Regions from separate parts of the Homo sapiens genome. Here region 2 is linked to region 1. A link is an interaction called in ENCODE POLR2A ChIA-PET data of the cell type or tissue named here. Cell type or tissue: CD4-positive, alpha-beta T cell. All regions are shown on one strand. Each heading gives the region's core, and the rest is flanking DNA. Links, peaks and the distances in the headings are about the cores only.

Evidence for each region. Peaks named below come from ENCODE experiments on the same cell type or tissue, not always from the same donor. Only the 100,000 strongest peaks of a DNase experiment are listed, where the experiment ranks them.
Region 2: POLR2A ChIA-PET joins it to region 1 with 6 read pairs; 8 of 35 experiments call an interaction of 5 or more read pairs at or near these places.

What each region holds. Positions count from the first base shown.
Region 1 is chr19:10,795,288-10,805,245 of GRCh38, forward strand. DNM2 (dynamin 2) reads left to right here. Exons shown (of 21, transcript NM_001005361.3): 9 at 85-152; 10 at 2,093-2,231; 11 at 3,199-3,285; 12 at 7,001-7,071. Among named protein-coding and RNA genes, the nearest start is that of MIR199A1, 17 kb to the right of the region's middle. In CD4-positive, alpha-beta T cell, for the core only: no CTCF peak of the experiment used is centred there; DNase peaks (open chromatin) are centred at 1,595, 1,934 and 2,564; H3K4me3 peaks cover 1,245 bases; H3K27ac peaks cover 2,441 bases.
Region 2 is chr19:10,738,175-10,748,132 of GRCh38, forward strand. The region is part of intron 1 of DNM2 (dynamin 2); the gene reads left to right. Among named protein-coding and RNA genes, the nearest start is that of MIR638, 25 kb to the left of the region's middle. RefSeq lists a silencer at 767-836. In CD4-positive, alpha-beta T cell, for the core only: no CTCF peak of the experiment used is centred there; no DNase peak of the experiment used is centred there.

The DNA.
Region 1 (9,958 bases), core at 842-4,841:
GGGAGAGAACGTTCCCCAGATGCACGCCTGCCACGGGGGCGCCCCGGGTGCCTCCATGCATGTGCTTGGTTTGTCTCTTCTCAGATGGAGTTTGACGAGAAGGACTTACGACGGGAGATCAGCTATGCCATTAAGAACATCCATGGAGTCAGGCAAGTTCCACGAGGAGAGTCACCACTGTTCCTTCCTCTCCGTGGTGCGACCCCCCAGCTAATTGGGTCACCCACACCTCTGAGTCCCTAATCGTTAGGCCTTAAGAGGGCTCTTGGATGGTTTTCTGTAGCTGCGAGCCCCTCCCTGAGGGTCTCCAAGGGCACATGAGGGTGGATGTGTCTTAGTCCTGCGTCCATTGCAGGCTTCAGGGCTGTCTGCAGCTCCTGATCAAATAGGGCTTAGTTCCTGCCCAGTCGGTTGGTGTGAACCTCATGCTAAACTAAGAATGCTCACTGCAGATTTGCCTGGGGAGGGGCGGGGCGGCACTGAATCAGGGTTTTGGGAAGCCAGCATGAGTCCCCATCATGGCTTCCTCGTGAGCCTCTTGGGTCCCCTCCTTATTCTAACAAAGGTAGTTGCTCCAGGTGTCTGCCCTTCCATCGCCGTGGGGTCCTCGGGTCACCCTGAGGGTTTCCGGGCAGTGGACTCAGGCATCCGACCCCACACATGACACAACCTTCATTCCTTGTTGGGGACCCGGCCAGGGCCAATGAAATTGCTGACCATGCTTTGTTTCTCTCTGACTTATCTCCCCTGCCCCCGGGTCTGGACGGTTTCAGGACCGGGCTTTTCACCCCGGACTTGGCATTCGAGGCCATTGTGAAAAAGCAGGTCGTCAAGCTGAAAGAGCCCTGTCTGAAATGTGTCGACCTGGTTATCCAGGAGCTAATCAATACAGTTAGGCAGTGTACCAGTAAGGTATTGCTCCCTCGGCAGGGTGACTCCTGACCTTGTGGAAACGGGGGTACGGGGGTTTGGTATCAGGCTCCCAGCGCCTCATTGGCCCCCACTGGTGCCTTTTCTCCCCATATCGCTTTGTGTCCGTGAACTTGGCCTCTCCCCAGAGGCTGGGGCAGGAGCATGTAGGCCTGGGCCCAGGCACACAGGGGAGTGCCAGGCCTCCTGGACTGGCCAGACAGATGCACAGTTGTCCCTGGGACCCTGATACCAAGCCTAGCATGTGTCTGATGAAATTGGGGTTTCACTGGGCTGTTGCTTTGCTGCCTCCTGGGAAGCAGAGAGGGACCCCCCGCGTCAACTGCTGGAGGCTGAGCTCCTTGAAGCTCCCTGGCTGTCACCCCTTCTTGACCAATGCCCGGCATTCTCAGACTTCCCTGGAGCCACCGACTTCTCTGTCCCTCAGCTCCGGGAATGGCCTGAATGCCAGCGACATCATGAGAGCCAGCTGGGGTCCTAAGTGCCCCTGCCCACCCCCTGCACCCCACGCTGTCCCCCAGGGGCAGCCCATTTTTGGATCCACTTAGTCACAGTGCCTCTATGCGCTCTCGACGAGCCACTGCCTCCACTCAGCAGGACGCGCCGGGCTCCCCCAACCCGCGCCAACGCCGCGGGCCTGGTTCCCAGGGCAGCACGCTTTGGCCAAGCAGCTGAAATGCCTCCCAGTGGGCAGTCTGTGCTTGCGCGACCACAGTGTCCCCAGCGCTCCGGGTTGCCAGGGAATTTCTGCTTGAGCCCCTCTGTTCTTAGTCTGGAAAAGCCCACATTTGCTGCTTAAGCTTCTTCGATTAGAAAAGGGAGGGGGAAAACAGTCCAAACAGGTTGGAAAACGCTCGTCCTAGAGCCAGGTGTCATGGACATGAATGTTAGAGGACTCCGCACACCTTGGCTGTCTGTCTGTGCAATGACAACCCCCCGTGGCCCTTCTGTAACTACACCCCAGACCGAGCCCACACCCCCAAACCCCAGACCTCTTTGATCCGAAGCAGCTTCCGGGGCAAATGCGGGCGCAGGCTCCCCCATGCATGGACTAATCAGATGACTCTCGTTTCTTCTCTTCTCTCTGTCTCCTGTCCTGCGTGTGTGGCCTGCACTGTCCCTGGGTGTCTTTCTGCCTCATCCTGCCCTCCGCATGACCCAGGACGGGGCTCTTCACCCCCGACATGGCCTTTGAAGCCATTGTGAAAAAACAGATTGTAAAACTCAAAGAGCCGAGTTTGAAGTGTGTTGATCTCGTGGTCTCAGAGCTGGCCACGGTCATAAAAAAGTGTGCCGAGAAGGTAACAGGTTTTGTTCTCATCTCCGCATTTGTCCCCGTCCTCCCCCTCCATGTGTTAGTCTCAACCCGAGCATCTGGAAAATTCAGCCTCGGCAGGAACCCCCTTCCGCCTACCAGTTGTCACTTAGAGATGTCGCCACCTTGCATTGGCAGATGGAATGGGGGGAGTGGCATCACACGTGGGTTGTGGCTGCCCGTGGGGGCGGTCAGCCTTTGTTGTTGCCAAACGCATTGCATTTACTAAGCAGTGCCCTTTCCTGGAACCCCTAGAGAAAGGGGTTTCCCAGCCAGCACCAAAACAGCAAAACACAGGAAACACATCATCTGTATAGCCCTGCATGTTCTCACAGTCTAGGCCACCTGAGAGTAACCATTCCATTTTCCCCGACTCGTGGACTTGACCCACACTGCAGAAGATGGGACTCCCCTGTGCATGAGGTCTGGTTAAGTTGGTGCTGCAGATGAAGCCTGGGGAGGTGGGGGCATTTGGCGAGTGTGTGCCACAGATACAGTGATCAGGAGTGGTTCTCTGCAAGGAGTTCCTATCGAGGCTGATGGCCCAGATACCCGCCTTACCATTCTAGAACAGACGCTACTCACTCACGCTGGCGAGGCCCTTCAGGGTTCCTGCTCTCACCCAGTGCTGGGCAAGAGGGGGGTGCCCTGAAGCCCTGCATGGCAAACATGCCCCTGCTTTTCTGCTTTCATGTTGCCTCCTGCCTCCTGCCCCCCGGTCACTGGCTGGAAAAGCAGCTCTGCTCTCCTGCTGTCTCCGGTCCACGGTGCCCCCACTCTTCTGCTCTTAGCTCCCAGCTGGACTCACTGGGGGCCAGGAGCAAGGTGTGGGCTCGGTGGGCCCCCTCATATCTCATTCCCCACCCCCCTCCGCATTTTCTACCTGTGTGGTTCATGTTGCTTCCCGTGCCACGAGGACCCCGCCAATGCGACCACTCTGCTTGTTCCCCCAGCTCAGTTCCTACCCCCGGTTGCGAGAGGAGACAGAGCGAATCGTCACCACTTACATCCGGGAACGGGAGGGGAGAACGAAGGACCAGGTACTGGCCTTTTGTCTTCTTTATTGGGTATAATTTACATGCAGTAAATGTCAAGTGTACTGTTCTGTGCATGCTGACAGCTGCATATGGCAAAGTAACCCTTACCTCAATCAAGATACAGAGCGGTTCCGTCACCTCCTAAAATCCCTGTCCCTATCATGCTGACAGCTGCATATGGCAAAGTAACCCTTACCTCAATCAAGATACAGAGCGGTTCCGTCACCTCCTAAAACCCCTGTCCCTATCATGCTGACAGCTGCATATGGCAAAGTAACCCTTACCTCAATCAAGATACAGAGCGGTTCCGTCACCTCCTAAAATCCCTGTCCCTATGCCCCTTTGTAGTCAACCTCTCAAAAACCCACAGGCCAGGCTGGGTGTAGTAACTCACGCCTGTAATCCCAGCACTTAGGGAGGCTCAGGCAGGAGGATTGCTTGAGCCCAGGAGTTCGAGACCAACGTGGGCAACATAGCAAGACCTTGTCTCTACGAAAACATAAAAAAATTAGCCAGGCGTGGTGGCGCATGCCTGTGGTCCCAGTTACTTGGGAGGGTGAGGTGGGAGGATCCCTTGAGCCCACAAGATCAAGGCTTCAGTAAGTTATGGTCGTGCCATCGCCCTCCAGCCTGGGAGACAGAGCGAGACCCCGTCTCTTAAAAAAGAAGCAGCAAAGGAAATCCCCAGGCCCTGGCCACCACCAGCCCGCTCCCTATCCTACAGTCCTTCAAGTGGACTCCCACAACGTAAGGCCCATTGACTCTTGACTCCCTTCCTGCCACCCTTCTTCCCTCCCTCCCTCCCCTCGGCGTCTGCATTTGGGAGCCAAGCGTGTTGTTTGTTGTATCTGTAGTTTGCTGCCTTGATTACTAAGCAATCTTCCAGGGAATGGATGGAGCACAGCAAGGACCTCCACTTGCCTGCTGGAGGGTGTTTGGGGTGCTTTTTGTGTTGTGGTTTTTTGTTTTTTTTTTTTTTTTTGAGACAGAGTTTTGCTCTGTCGCCCAGGCTGGGGTGCAGTGGCACGATCTTGACTCACTGCCACCTCCACTTCCCAGGTTCAAGTGATTCTCATGCCTCAGCCTCCGAAGTAGCCAGGACTACAGGCACATGCCACTTTACCCACCTAATTTTTGTATTTTTAGTAGAGAGAGATTTTCACTATGTTGGCCAGGCTGGTCTTGAACTCCTGACCTCAGGTGATCTGCCCGCCTTGGCCTCCCAAAGTGCTGGGATTATAGGGGTGAGCTACCACGCCCAGCCTGCTTTTTCTTTTTTTAACATTTAACGCTTTCTTGCAAAGGCATGCAAGCACACACCCCAAGTTGCTGCCTACCCCTCAGCTGAGACTGTCACCCACGAAGCACTGGGCCGTCCTTATACTCTCCTGCAGCCGCAGCCTCAGCCTCCCAAGTAGCTGGGACTATAGGCGTGAGCTACCACGCCTGGCTAATTTTTGTATTTTTAGTAGAGATGAGGTTTCGCCATGTTGGCCAGGCTGGTCTTGAACTCCTTAGCTCAAATGATCCACCCACCTCAGCCTCCCAAAGTGCTGGGATGACAGGTGTGAGCCACTGCTCCCAGATCTGTTTTGAGTCACTTTCTCTCAGTTGTCCTCTGTGTTCTTTTTACAACTGTTTGTTGAAACCAGAGCTTAATTAAGCCCTTGCTTGCTATGTCACTTTGTTTAAAATGGTCCCTCTCCCCTTGCCATTGATGGGGATGAAATGGGCTCATTTGTCCTGCAGGGAGGCGCCCAGTTTTGATTTGGCCAATTGCTCCCTCAGGGCACCAGTCCACCTATGCCTCATAGCTGCTGTAGCTTGGAAATTGTATCAAAAGTCTGGAAGAGTCTGATTCTTTTTGTTGTTACTGTTGGTAAGAATGCTGCCGGCCCTTCCACAGCCCCTGGTGCCCACCTGCCATGCTGCCAGGCCGGATCTGAGAGCGCTGGGTTGAGGAGACTCAGGCCTTACTAAACCAGCCACGCTCGCTCCCACAGATGGAGCACCCTGGCATTTTCCAGCAGGCGACAGGTCCGAGTGCCTTGCCCTACTTTATTCTCAGGAACTTGGAGGTGCAGTGAGGGGAAGTGACTGGCCAAGGGCCAGGGGAGTCCAGTGACGCGCATCCCAGCGCCTCCTCCCCAGCAGCCTGGCCTGTTATAAATGGGAATCAAGCCAGTGAGCTGCCTGGATCCATGGTTCCCATAGACCAACTTCATCCTGGGCAAAAGACAAGAAGGATGAGGGAGGGAGAGTTTCAGCAAGTGCAGTGGACTCATAAGCCCTGCTCCTCACATGAGACCTTTCTAGCTTGATAGCTTGAGCGTGTGTGTGTGTGCGCGCGTGCACGTGCACGTGTGTGTTTTATTTTAGTGTTCATAATTGGACAAATTAGCTTCGCAGTTTTAATGCAACACTTTGAACACGCCAGGCGCTAAAGACTTTACAGGCTGGACACGGTGGCTCACGCCTGTAGTCCTAGCACTTTGGGAGGCCAAGGCAGGTGGATTGCCTGAGCTCAGGAGTTCGAGACCAGCTTGGGCAACACGGTGAAAACCCGTCTCTACTAAAATACAAAAAATTAGCCAGGTGGTGTGGCGTGCGCCTGTGGTCTCAGCTACTCGGAAGACTGAGGCAGGAGAATTGCTTGAACCCAGGAGGCAGAGGTTGCAGTGAGCCGAGATTACGCCATTGCACGCCAGCCTGGGTAACACAGTGAGACTCTGTCTCCCAAAAAAAAGAAAAAGAAAAAAATACAAGGCAGTGGCTTGCAGTGGTTCACACCTGTAATCCCAGCACTTTGGGAGGCCAAGGTAGGAGGATCACTTGAGCCTAGGAGTTCAGGACCAGTCTGGGCAACATAGTGAGACCCCACCTCTACAAAAAAAGAAAAATCAGCCAGGTGTGGTGGCACATGCCTGCGACCCCAGCATCTTGGGACGCTGAGGCAGGGGGTTGCTTGAGCCCAGGAGTTTGAGGCTATGATTGTTCTACTGCACTCCAGCCTGGGAGACAGTAAGTTCTTTTCTCAAAAAAAAAAAAAAAAAAAAGCCAGGCGCAGTGGCTCATGCTTGTAATCCCAGCACTTTGAGAGGCCGAGGCGGGCGGATCATGAGGTCAGGATTTCGAGACCAGCCTGACCAACTCAGTGAAACCCTGTATCTACTAAAAATACAAAAATTAGCTGGGCGTGGTGGCAGGCACCTGTAATCCCAGCTATTTGGGAGGCTGAGGCAGGAGAATCGCTTGAACCCAGGAGGCAGAGGTTGCAGTGAGCCAAGATTGTCCCACTGCACTCCAGCCTGGGCGACAGAGCAAGACTCCGTCTCGAAGAAAAAAAAAAAAAAAACAAAAAAAACAACTGCACATTATTAAACCCTTGGCAGTTGGGCCTCCTGTCACCCCATTCCACAGCTCAGTAACGTGAGGCCCAGGGTCACACGGCCAATTAGTGGCTCAATCAAGACTCCAGACCTTGGGGACAGCGGCCCTGCCTGTGACTGGCACATTGGGCTGCGTGGCTGTGCTCTGTTGTCCCAGGCTCTGTTGCCTATGAGGGTGTGGGGAGTGCGACGCCAGCCCCTGTTCTCCTGTCTGGGAAGCCTCCTGGTTCCCACGCCTTCCCTGCTGGCAAGGCCAGGAAATGCTCTTGCCGCTGCCCCCCCTTGCCAGGCTTGGCCTTGTACTCACAGTGACCCCCGCTCTCCCCCAGATTCTTCTGCTGATCGACATTGAGCAGTCCTACATCAACACGAACCATGAGGACTTCATCGGGTTTGCCAAGTAGGTACTTTTAGAGACTGGCTGGTCGGGCGGCACCAATCCTCACTCTCAGATCCAAGGAGGTGACTGAGTTGGGATTCTCTGAGAGGGCAGGTGTCAGACAGTCTCTGTCGGGGGTCCTGGGGTGAAGGCAGAGCCAACTGAGAATATCTGGAAGCTCTCCTGGGCTGATAGTGGTCCACTGTCCCCAACCAACACGCCTTCTGTGAGGCATCCCCATGGTTAGTTTAGGGAGAGGGCAGTGCTATGTTCAGATCTGCAGGGAGAGGGGGAAGCCAGCCAGCTGCTGCACCCCCTCTCCTTCAGGACTTCTCAGAGCCTTTAGCGACCAGTGTGCAGCTTTTCCCAGACTCTGCCACTTCATGGACAGCATCTCATGGGCTCAGGGCTCCGGAAGCTGCTCTTTGGGAAATGCTGCCTGGGGTCTCCCTAGCTTCAAGGCATACACTGTAGATTTAAACCAGAACCTTCCGTGGCACCCAGATGAGGGCCCACATCGGGGAGCCCTGATTTCAGCAGGATGTCGATTCAGTGTGCGTGGTCTCAGGCATCACCCGCTGATTCCTTCAGCCCCTTGGCATGCTTAGGCCTCACTCAGATTGTTGGAGAGGCTCACGCAGGCCTTCCTGCCTGAGGCAGGCCGGGTGGTGCCGCTGGTATGCCCTCTCGCTGGGCCCTGTGATAGAGCAGTGGGCAAACCCACACCCAGCTCCCCACCCTCAGAGGAAGACCACATGCAGGGAACCGATGGGGACCCAGGGCGTTAAGGTGTAGTGTGCTTAGTGCTGGGCGGGGCCGTGCAGGGCTTGTGGGTGTCCAGAGGGCGGCCACTGGGCCTTGCCTTGAGGGGTCAGGCAGGCTTCCTAGGGGAGGGCCTCTAGAGCCAAATCTCAGGCTATGGAGTCACCAGATACAACATTTATCGGTGCACCTGACAAAGCTGATTGAGGATCTGTTCCGTGCTGGGCACCAGGTAGGTGAGGAGAAGGGAGGAAGGAAAACGAAGGAATGAGGGCCTCATCAGAACCCCTCCTAGAGATGAGCCGAAGTCCCTGACTGGGCCTCCCCTGCCTGTGGGTGGCAGCCCCCGGCCCTGTGCTCCCGGCCGCCGGGTGTGTGTGGGCTCACAGCGCTGGTCCCCATCTTTGGTTTGCTGCTGTTTTCCTCACCTTGATGTCTCTGCTTCTCACACTTCATCCACAGTTCCTTCTCACAATCTCTCCTGTTTTTCCTTTGACCACTCTTTCCTCTGGATTCCTGGGCCTTCCCACTTACCCCAGCTGTTACTATACTGAGCAGCTGGTGACCTGGTGGGTATTGCCTGCTGTGTGCCTTTGCCCTGGTGTGTGAACGGGGTACGCCCTGGCTGGGTGGCCCCAGCCCTGGGTGGGACATCCCTGGGGCCCGCTGAAGAGCTACGGGGTGCTCTCTCAGAGCCAGGGCCAGTGCTGGGCCTCTGGGCCAGGACCTTGACCGCACCAGCTGTAGCCCCTGCTGTTTCAGAGCCTGCAGGCTGGGGAGGTGGAGTCCTTAAACAAATTGTCACAAGGATGATGAGAGTAGGAAGAGAGGGTAGGGGATAGACTATGGGAAAGGGGAGCTGGGAATGTGGCCTGGAGAGATCTTCCTGAAGAAGTCAGGTGATGCCAGGGGGACCCAGAGAATTGGACCCAGGGAAGGAAGGCTACCAGACCAGGCAGGTAGAGGTAAGAGAGCCAGCGGCCAGGCCCCATCGCCAGGAGGGCCCTGCAGGTCCAGGGGAGGATTTTGGATTTTCCCCCAAGACACCAGGATGCTTCTGATTAGATCCAGGCCCAGGAGAGGGGCCACCTTGTGGGCTGCTATTTGAGGGAGCCCTGGCAAGGATGGGAGCCAGGAGGCCCTTAGGAAATAGCACCTCTGGAACCTCACTGTCACCCAGCCATCACTGTGGAGGTTGGCTCAGCTCAGTGCCACCTCCTTCAGATGCTGTTGATGAAAATCCTTCTTGTGCTTGAATGTTCTGGGCTTCCCATTGCCCTCCAAATGTATATTATAAACAGGGCCCAAGCCTGGCGCAGTGGCTCATGCCTGTAATCCCAATACTTTGCAGGAGGCCAAGGTGGGTCGATTGCTGGAGCCCAGGAGTTTGAGACCAGCCTGGGAAACATGGTGAAACCCTGTCTCTACAAAAAATACAAAAATTAACTGGGCATGGTGGTGGTGCGTAATCTCAGCTACTTAGGAGGCTGAGGTGGGAGAATGACCTGAGCCCAGGAAGTCAAGGCTGTGCTGAGCCATGATCACACCAGGGCTCTCCAGCCTGGGTGACAGAGTGAGACTCTGTCTCAAAAATAAATAAGTAAATAAATAGCCCAGATAAGAAGCCCTATAATAAACTTACTGAATGTTGGGAATATCACTGGATAAAATTCTGCCTTTGTTCTTAGTTTTCCAGCCTTTCCTGATCTAGAAACAGAAGCCTACTTTCTCCCTTATCCTACAGCCAACTTGGACTTTAAAACAAAACCCCCGAGGTAGTCAGCAAAGGAAGGTGACCAAGCTGACTTGCTTTTCCATATTGTTCTGAAAGTTTCAGCCAAAGCAATAAGAAAAGACAAGAAAATATGATGGATAAGTAACAGGAGATATATGTTGTTTGCAAGTGGTGATATGATTGTCAGAGTAGAAAATATATTAGAACCGTAAGGTGGTGGAGTAGGTGTCCACATATAAAATATAGTGGGATTTGTCTATGCCGGCATGAACTAGCCAGGAAGTAGGATGGATAAAGAAGAAAAGAGATCTGGGATTGTGGATGAATAAGGAACCTTATAGAAACACACCCTGTCGACCTTGGATGTCCTCTAAATTTGGGTCAGGAGTCATGCAAGATATGTGTCATTTC
Region 2 (9,958 bases), core at 2,756-6,755, 55 kb before region 1:
CTGAGGCTGGGAGGTGGAGGTTGCAGTGAGCCAAGATCACGCCGCTGTACTCCAGCTTGGGTGAAAGAGCGAGACTCCATCTCAAAAAATAAATAAATAAATAAATAAATAAAAAGGAAGTGGAGACTTTCATTGAGATCAGTATCAAAGGGCACGAGGTGGCAGGGCATGGTGGCTCACGCCCATAGACCCAGCACTTTGGGAGGCTGAGGTGGGAGGATTGCTTGAGCCCAGGAGTTTGATACCAGCCTGGGCAATATAGTGAGACCTCATGTCAACAAAAACAGACAAAACAAAAAAAACAGGGGAGGGAGGGCTACAGGAGGGTGGGATGAGGACTGGCCACAGTTGGAGGCCAGGCCCTTCCTGGGGATCCCAGCGGTTGTTACTCTTTAAGAAGGACCTGGCCTGGTGTGGTGGCTCACGCCTGTGATCCCAGCACTTTGGGAGGTTGAGGCGGGTGGATCACTTGAGGTCAGGAGTTGAAGACCATCCTGGCCAACATGGCAAAACCCCATCTCTATGAAAAATACAAAAAAAAGTTAGTTAGCTGGGCGTGGTGGTGGGTGCCTGTAATCCCAGCTACTTGGGAGGCTAAGGCAGGAGAAGTGCCTGAACCCAGGAGGCAGAGGTTGCTGTGAGCTGAGATCGCACCGTTGCACTCCAGCCTGGGCAACAAGAGCAAAACTCCATCGCAAAAAAAAAAAAAAAAGGCTGGGCTCAGTGACTCACGCCTGTAATCCCAGCACTTTGGGAGGCCGAGGTGGGCGGATCACGAGGTCAGGAGATTGAGACCATCCTGGCTAACACGGTGAAACCCCGTCTCTACTAAAAATACAAAAGATTAGCGGGGCGTGGTAGCGGGCGCCTGTACTGTAGTCCCAGCTACTCAGGAGGCTGAGGCAGGAGAATGGCTTGAATCCTGGAGGAGGAGCTTGCAGTGAGCCGAGATCACGCCACTGCACTCCAGCCTGGGCGACAGAGCGAGACTCCGTCTCAAAAATAAATAAATAAATAAAAGAAGGACGTGTTCCCTTGTTCTTCTATGGGGACATGGGGAACTCCTGTACTGTTTTATTTTCCTGAAATATTTTTATTGAAATATAATTCACATACCATAATACCTAATCCTTTTGAAATATACTATTCAGTGGATTTTAGTATATTCACAGTTGTGTAACCAGCACCACTATCTGATTTTGTAGCACTTTCATTTCCCCTAAACCCATACATATGAAGCAGTTCCTCCCTCCCCCAGCACCTGGAAGCCACTAATGTCCTTTCTGTCTGTGAATTTGCCAATTTTGGATATTTCCTATAAATGGAATCTTACAGTATATGGCCTTTTGTGTGTGGCTTTGTTTATTTAGCATCATGTTTTCAAGATTCATCCATGCTGGTTGGGTGCAGTGGCGCACGCCTGTAATCCCAGCATTTGGGAGGCTGAGGCGGGCAGATCACTTGAGGGCAGGAATTGATGAGACCAGCCTGCCCAACATGGTGAAACCCCTTCTCTACTAAAAATACAAAAATTAGCTGGGTGTAGTGGCACATGCCTGTAATTCCAGCTACTCTGGGTGGCTGAGGCACGAGAATCTCTTGAACCTGGGGGGCAAGGTTGCAGTGAGCCGAGATCACTCCACTGCACTCTAGCCTGGGCAACAGAGCAAGACTCTCTCTCTCTCTCAAAAAAAAAAAAAAAAAAAAAAAAAAGAATTCACCAATGAAGCCACCTGGGCCTGGACTTTTCTTTGTGGGACGTTTTTTGAATACTAATTAAATTTCTTGTACATCTATTGAGTTTTTCTGTGTCTTCTTGAGTCAGTTTCAGTAATTTGGGTCTTTCTAGGAATTTGTCCATTTCATCTAGGGTGTATTTAATTTGTTAGAATAGTATTCCCTTATCATCTTTTTTATTTCTGAAAGGTTGGTAGTGATGTCTCCTCTTTATTTCTGATTTTTGTAATTTGAGTCTTATCTCTTTTTCTCTTGGTTAATCTAGCTAAAGGTTTGTCAGTTTGGTTGATCTATTCAAAGAGCAAATTGTGGTGGTGTTAACTTCTCTCTCCATTTTTTTAGTCTCTTTATTTCTTCTCTAATTATTTCCTTCTTTTCTCTTTGGATTTGGTTTACCCTCCTTTTCTGAGGTTCTTGAAGTGGAAGATTATTGAAATCTGAAAGTATTTGAAATCTTTCTCTTTTTTTTGTTTTTTTTTTTTGAGACGGAGTCTCGCTCTGTCGCCCAGGCTGGAGTGCAGTGGCACGATCTTGGCTCACTGCAAGCTCCGCCTCCCAGGTTCACGCCATCCTCGTGCCTCAGCCTCCTGAGTAGCTGGGACTACAGGCACCCACCACCATGCCTGGCTAATTTTTGTATTTTTGGTGGAGACGGGGTTTCACCATGTTGGTGAGGCTGGTCTCAAACTCCTGACCTCAGGTGATCCACCCACCTCGGCCTCTTAAAAGTGTGGGGATTACAGGCGTAAGCCACCGCGCCCGGCCAAAATCTTCCTTCTTTTTAAATACAGTTGCTTACATCTATGAATTTCCCTGTAAACCTGCTTTAGCTGCATCCATAAGTTTTGATATGTTGTGTTTTCATTTTCATTTATCTCAGCATATCTTCTCATTTCTCTTATGATTTCTTCTTTGATACATAGGTTATTTAGCAGTATGTTCATTTCTATATATTTGAGAATTTCTGAAAAACATCTTTCTTGTGTTCATTTCTAACTTCATTTCACTGTGGTTGGAGGAACTACTTTGTATGATTTCAATCTCTTTAAAATTATTGAGTCATGTTTTATGGCTTGGCCTCGAATACGGTGTGTCCTGGAGAATGTTCCATATGCACATGATAAGAATGTGTATTTTACTCTTGGGTGGAGTGTTCTGTACACATCTGTCAGGTCTTATTGGTTTCGTATTTTCTATTTCCTTGTTATCTTTTATTTGGTTGTTCCATCCATTATTATTATTTTTCTTGCCTGATACCAATGCTGATATCCATCCATGATTGAAAGTGGGGTATTGAAGTCTCCAACTTTCTTTCTTTCTTTTTTCTTTTCTTTTTGGAGACACGGTCTTGCTCTGTCTCCCAGGCTGGAAACGTGGTGGCATGATCATAGCTCACTGTAGCTTCTGTCTCCTGGGCTCACATGATCCTCCCACCTCTGCCTCCCGAGTAGCTGGGACCACAGGCGTGTGCCACACCCGACTAATTTTTGTATTTTTTCTAGAGGTAGGGTCTTGCTATATTGACCAGGCTGGCCTTGAACTCTTGGGCTCAAGTGATCCTCTCATCTTGGCCTCCCAAAGTGCTGAGATTACAGGCATGAGCCACTGTGCTCAGCCCCAAATTGGCCAATATTTCTTTCTTTTTTTTTTTTTTTTGAGACAGAGTCTTGCTCTGTCGCCCAGGCTGGAGTGCAGTGGCGCGATCTTGGCTCACTGCAAGCTCCGCCTCCCGGGTTCACGCCATTCTCCTGCCTCAGCCTCCCAAGTAGCTGGGAGTACAGGTGTCCGCCACCATGCCCGGCTAATTTTTTTTGTATTTTTAGTAGAGACGGGGTTTCACCGTGTTAGCCAGGATGGTCTCTATCTCCTGACCTTGTGATCCACCCGCCTCTGCCTCCCAAAGTGCTGGGATTACAGGCGTGAGCCACCACGCCTGGCCAATATTTCTTTTGTTCTGTGCTTTTTCCTTCCTCCCTCCCTTCCTCTTTACCTTCCTCTTTACCTTCCTCTTTCCCTCCCTCCCTTCTTTCCTTCCTTCCTTCCTTTTTGTTCTTGTTCTTTTCTTTTTCCTCTACCCTTCTTTCTTTTCCTTCTTTCTTTTTTTCTTTCTTTGTTTTTGCTTGATTGCAGCATCATGAGAGAGTCCTGTGCTTTTTTATAGCTGCAAGTATTCCTGGGTCGAGCCTACTCCCACTAACACTGATCACTCTCCCCCTTGAATTTTTAGGTTATTTCTAGTTTTTCCCCTCCTGCCAGAGACTTGGGGGTCCGCAGGCTTGTGTGTCTGCTATGCTCAGGGTGGATACCCTGCAAGGGAGTGCCATGTTGCATCAGAAGTGGATTTAGAGTGATGTTGCCAGGCCCACCAGGAAAGGCTGTGCCAAGGCTCTTTGCTGGGGTGCCAAGAAGAAGGGTCTGTGCCTGTTGTGGTGCCAGGCATTGACATCCTTCACTCCCACCCCCGTCACCCTCATGAACTAGTGAACTAGTCCTGTGGAATAGGGCCTTATGCGTGCTAGACCCTGGGTTTGTCCTGCTGACAACCCCATAGTGTAGGTGCTGTTATCCCAATTTCATAGAGAAACTGAGGGCTGGGGAAGTGGCAGCCTTCATTCAGTTCCTGCCGTGAGGCTGTGGCTGAGCTGCCAGGCTGCAGAGTCTTCACCCAATGATCTTGCTCAGTTGTCCCCATGAGGAAGCTGAGCCTGGCCTTCCTGTCTCTGGAGTCCAAGGTTTCCTTTCCTTGTGTGCCCCTGGAAGTGCTGTGTGGTGACCGGGATGGTGCCTGGCAGATGGAGATTAGACGCAGGTTGGATTGGTGCCTCATTGGTCAGGAGGGCTGCTCTTAGCTGTGTGCCAATAGACCGGATGACTTAATCTCTCTATCCTTGGTTTCCCCATCTGCAAAACAGGGTTGGCCAGAGCCCTGTGAAGGTGGAAGAAGGCCCTGTGTGCCTGGAGCTTTGTGCAGTGCCCTGGAGATGCTAGCTTGTTTTTCTTTCTTTTTTTTTTTTTTTTTTGAGACAGAGTCTCCCTCTGTCATGCAGGTTGTGGTGCAGTGGCTCAGTCTCCGCTGACTGCAGCCTCAACCTCCTGGGCTCAAGTGATCCTCCCACCTCAGCCTCTCAAGTAGCTGGGACCACAGGCGTGTGCCACCACGCCCGGCTAATTTTTTGTAGAGGCGAGGTTTCATCATGTTGCCCAGGCTGGTCTTGAACTCCTGAGCTCAGGTGTTCCGCCTGCCATGGCCTCCCAAAATACTAGGATTACAGGTGTGAGCCACCACGCCCGGCCGTGATGCCAGCTTCTTTTGCCGTGCAGCTAGCATTTGCTGAACACCTGCTGTGTGCCAGATAGTGTGCTGGAGGCAGGGCAGTGAACAAGACAGACGAGATCCCTGTCCTGTGGAGCTGATGCTCTAGCTGGGGGCCTGAGGGGTGGGAAGGAAGCACAGGTGCTCGGGTGAGAAAAAACATCATGCGGCCAGGCATGGTGGCTCACACCTGTAATCCCAGATCTTTGGGAGGCTGAGGCAGGCGGATCATCTGAGGTCATGAGTTCGAGACCAGCCTTGCAAAACCCCGTCTCTACTAAAAATACAAAAATTAGCCAGGTGTGGCTGGGTGTGGTGGCTCACACCTGTAATCCCAGCACTTTGGGAGGCGGAGGCAGGTGGATCACAAGGTCAGGAGATCGAGACCATCCTGGCTAATATGGTAAAACTCCGTCTCTACTAAAAATACAAAAAATTAGCCGGGTGTGGTGGCGGGTGCTTGTAGTCCCAGCTACTCAGGAGGCTGAGGCAGGAGGATGGCATGAACCCGGGAGGCGGAGCTTGCAGTGAGCCGAGATTGCGCCACTGCACTCCAGCCTGGGTGACAAAGCGAGACTCTGTCTCAAAAAAAAAAAAAAAAAAAAAAAAAAAATTAGCCGTGTGTGGTGGCGTGCGCCTGTAGTCCCAGCTACTTGGGAGGCTGAGGCAGCAGAATTGCTTGAACTCGGGAGGCAAGGTTGCAGTGAGCCAAGATCACGCCATTGCACTCCAGCCAGGGCAGCAGAGCGAGACTGTTTCCAGAAAAAAAAAAAAAATACAAAAATTAGCCAGACGTGGTAGCATACGCCCGTAGTCCCAGCTGCTTAGGAGGCTGAGGCAGGAAAATCACTTGAGCCCAGGAGGCGGAGGTTGCAATGAGCCAAGATCCTGCCACTACACTTCGGCTGGGGTGACAGAGCCAGACTCCATCTAAAAAAAAAAAAAATTCTTTAAAAATCAGGCACACAGTGTGATCTGACTTGCAGTTTTCCAAGCCTGTGGGGCAGGGAGCCTGGGGGAGGCTTTGCCCTGAGATGGGAGACTTGGCCTCAGGACATTAGAGCGAAACAGAGGAGGAGGGGATGGGTCTGGATATCCAAGGCAGGATCTGCCGAGAGATACGCTGTGGGGGTGGGACAAAGACCTCAAGAACGGGTCCGGGCTGTTCCTGTCACTTGTGACATTGTGGACTGAGTCTGCCTGGATATTTCCTTATGGGCTGGCTCCCCATCACCCCGGGAGAGTCTCGGGGTGGAGGGAACTAGAACGTGTTTGCCTGGAGGTCACTACCTACTCCCCTGGAAGGAAGGGGCTCCAGGAGGCTGGCTGTGGAATGCAGACTGTGGGTGGTGCCCGGCTGCCTGCCTCTAGTTCACTTGGGCCCTCAGGGTGGTACAGAGCTGGAAATCCATACATGGCTGACCACCCTGTAAGGGCTGCAGACACAGTGAGCGTTCACTTTGCCCTGGCAACTGGAACTGTCTCCTCCAGTCCTCACCACAACCGTTTTACAGAGCAGGACACCTGTTGCAAGATGGGAGAGACTTTGCTAACAAGGTCCCACAGCTGGCACTCACCAGGCTGGCTGGGGTACTCAGGCCACCCCTTGCAGTGGGGAGCAGTTAGGATGACACCGAGGACACCCCTAGGAGGGCGGAGTTGTGAGCTCCAGGACCCCACATTTGAGCAGTTTCCCCGTCACTCTTGAAAATGCTGCTGGGCCGGCCAGTTTCTTTGGGGTTTCTCAGTACTGCTGAAAGTTACAAGGTCAACACTGGCCTGCAATCACAGTTATAAAAAAGTTATAAAAGCCTGACATTCAAATCACGTTGGAGACTATAAAACAGCAAGTTTTTCATTTGCACACCTCACATGACCTCAAGCCTGCTGTCCATACACAGGAAATGGGGATGTGCGGAAAAAAAACCCGAAGTGGAGGACATCATCCCCCACGCATAATCCAGTCCGTGCATCGCACTTGACCTTCGGCACTGCAGCCTGCATTGCTCCCCGGACTAGCTCCCAAGATTGATTTAGCCAGTTCCCTGCCAGTGGACATTTAGGTCATTATCGGTTTTCATTCCACAAAGTACTGCCCTCAGGGAGTCGGCTGTCCTTGCCAAACCACTGCATTAATATGTTTCTGGGTGCTGGGGAAAGGGCGCTTAAGACCCCTGCCCTCAAGGTGTTGATATTCTAGTTGGGACTGTTAGATAAATGAGCAATTAGGCTGGGCACGCTTGAAATCCCAGGGCTTTGGGAGGCTGAGGTGGGAGGATCGCCTAGGCAGCATATCACTACAGAAAAACACAAATAAAAAAAGTTAGCTGGGCGTGGTGGCAAGTGCCTGTAGTCCGAGCTACTCAGGAGGCTGAGGGAGGAGGATCGCTTCAGCCCAGGAGTTTGAGGCTGCAGTCAGCTATGATTGCATCACTGCACTCCAGCCTGGATGACAGAGTGAGATCCTGTCTCTGAAAAAAGAGGTGCAAATAAACCAGAAAAGTACCAACTAGTGGGCAGTGCTGTGTTTAGAAGGAAAACAGGGCAACATGAAGGGGAGGTGGGCATCAGTAGGGGACAGACCTCTCTGAGGAGGTGACATCTGAGTTGAGTCCCTGGTAACCGGAGATAGCCAGGATTGTGGAAATACTTGGAGGAGATGAGATGGTCTTTCGAAGCAGGAGGCCAGCATGTGCAAAGGCCCTGCGACAGCAATGTCTGGCCTCCTTGCTGTTTCTTTTTATTTCATTTTTTGAGACGGAGTCTCACTCTGACCTATGCTGGAGTGCAGTGGCATGATCTTGGCTCACTGCAACCTCTGCCTCCCAGGTTCAAGCGATTCTCGTGCCTCAGCCTCCTGAGCAGCTAGGAGTACAGGCACACGCCACCACACCCCACTAATTTTTCTGTATTTTTAGTAGAGACAAGGTTTCACCATGTTGGCCAGGCTGCTCTCGAACTCTGGACCTCAGGTGATCCACCCACCTCGGCCTTCCAAAGTGCTGGCATTACAGGTGTGAGCTACCACGCCCGGCCTTTTTGCTGTTTCTTGACCACCAATGTGGCTGGAGGCAGGGAGTGAGGGGGTGGTGGGGGAGGAGGGCACGGAGGTGACAGGGCCATGGGGGGCACTTGGGAACTGTCAAACCGTCAAATGTTATGAGCAGAGGAGGGTCATGTTCTTACATTGTATCGAGTTTTCCTTTTTGTTTTTTTGAGATGGAGTTTCACTCTTATTGCCCAGGCAGGAGTGTAATGGTGTGATCTTGGCTGACTGTAACCTCTGCCTCCCAGGTTCAAGCGATTCTCCCACCTCAGCCTCCCGAGTAGCTGAGATTACAGGCATGCACCACACCTGGCTAATTTTGTATTTTTAGTAGAGACGGGGTTTCTCCCTGTTGGTCAGGCTGGTCTCGAACTCCCAACCTCAGGTGATCTACCTGCCTCGGTCTCCCAAAGTGCCGGGATTACAGGTGTGAGCAACCGTGCCGGCTTTTTTTTTGTTTTTTGTTTTTTTTTTTTTTGAGACAGTCTCACTCTGTTGCCCAGGCTGGAGTGCAATGGCATGATCTCACAATCTCAGCTCACTGTGACCTCTGCCTCCTGGGTTCAAGCGGTTTTCCTGCCTCAGCCTCTCGAGTAGCTGGGATTACAGGTGCCCACCACCACGCCTGGCTAATTTTTGTATTTTTAGTAGAGACGGAGTTTCTCCATGTTGGCCAAGCTGGTCTCAAACTCCTGACCTCGGGTGATCTGCCCGCCTCGGCCCCGCAAAGTGCTGAGATTACAGGCATGAGCCACCGCACTCAACCAATTTTTTTTTTTTTTTTAGTAGTAGAGACAGGGTCTCATCATGTTGCCCAGGCTGGTTTCAAACTCCTGGGCTCAAGAGATTGCGTGCCAAGGTGCTGGGATTATAGGCACGAACCACTGTGCTCAGCCTGAGTTTTACTTTGATTCGATGGGGCGAATGTTCTCTTTTGGGTATCATGGTAAGAGTTTCACAAACCCTTCCACCTCCTCTCTGAGGCAGGTGGCATCATTCCCACATAACAGATTGGGAAACTGAGGCACAAAGAGGTTACCTGACCTGCCCATCTTGTCCAGAAAGGAAATACTGGATTCCAGCCAGGGCCTGGAGAGTCCCAGAGCCACGATCACGAATTGCCACAGGTCACCTCCTGCTTTTGCTCCCAGCCTGTTGTGTCCCTTGGATGAGACCAGGGAGCAGGTGATGCCACGGCTTGAGTGCCAAGGGCGGGCCTCGAGCCGGGAGCTGCAGGATTCCTGATCAGGGAGGGGCTGCTGGGCTGGGAATGTTGGGGAGGAGTGAGGCCAGGAGTGGATTGTGGAAGTGAGAAGTCTCCTCATCTGTAAAATGGCAGATTTGGCCCATTGTTCTGCAAGCATTGGTCATCTGCCTCCTGCCTGGGTGTGTGTTGGGTACTGGGGAGAGAGCAGAGAAGGGGCCGATACGGGACCCTGCGCCCATGAGGCTGCCACTCTAATAGGATGTTGAGGTGGGGGCAGGGACAGACTGCAGCTGGGTGAACACATCAGGAACCCGGAAGATGCCAGTTGTGAGTGGCACTGAGCATTGAGCGGGTTGATGTGTGAAAGAAGGGGAGCAGCTTCCTATGGCGGGGGGAGGGAGGGTGCAGTTTGCTGGGAGCTGCCCGCCTGCTCTGTTAATGCTGCAGGAAGAAGGTTCCAGGCTGAGGGAACAGCCTGGGCAAAGGCCCTGGGGCAGGACAGTGTCTGGTGTGTTTCGGGAACATGGAGGAGGCATATGTGGCTGGAGTAAAGCCAGCAAGACAGAGAGTAGGGGGAGGTGAGGACAGGAAGGTGACAGGACAGGTCGTGCAGGGCTTGGGGGGCTGCAGGGAAAAGTCTGGCTTTTATTCCAAG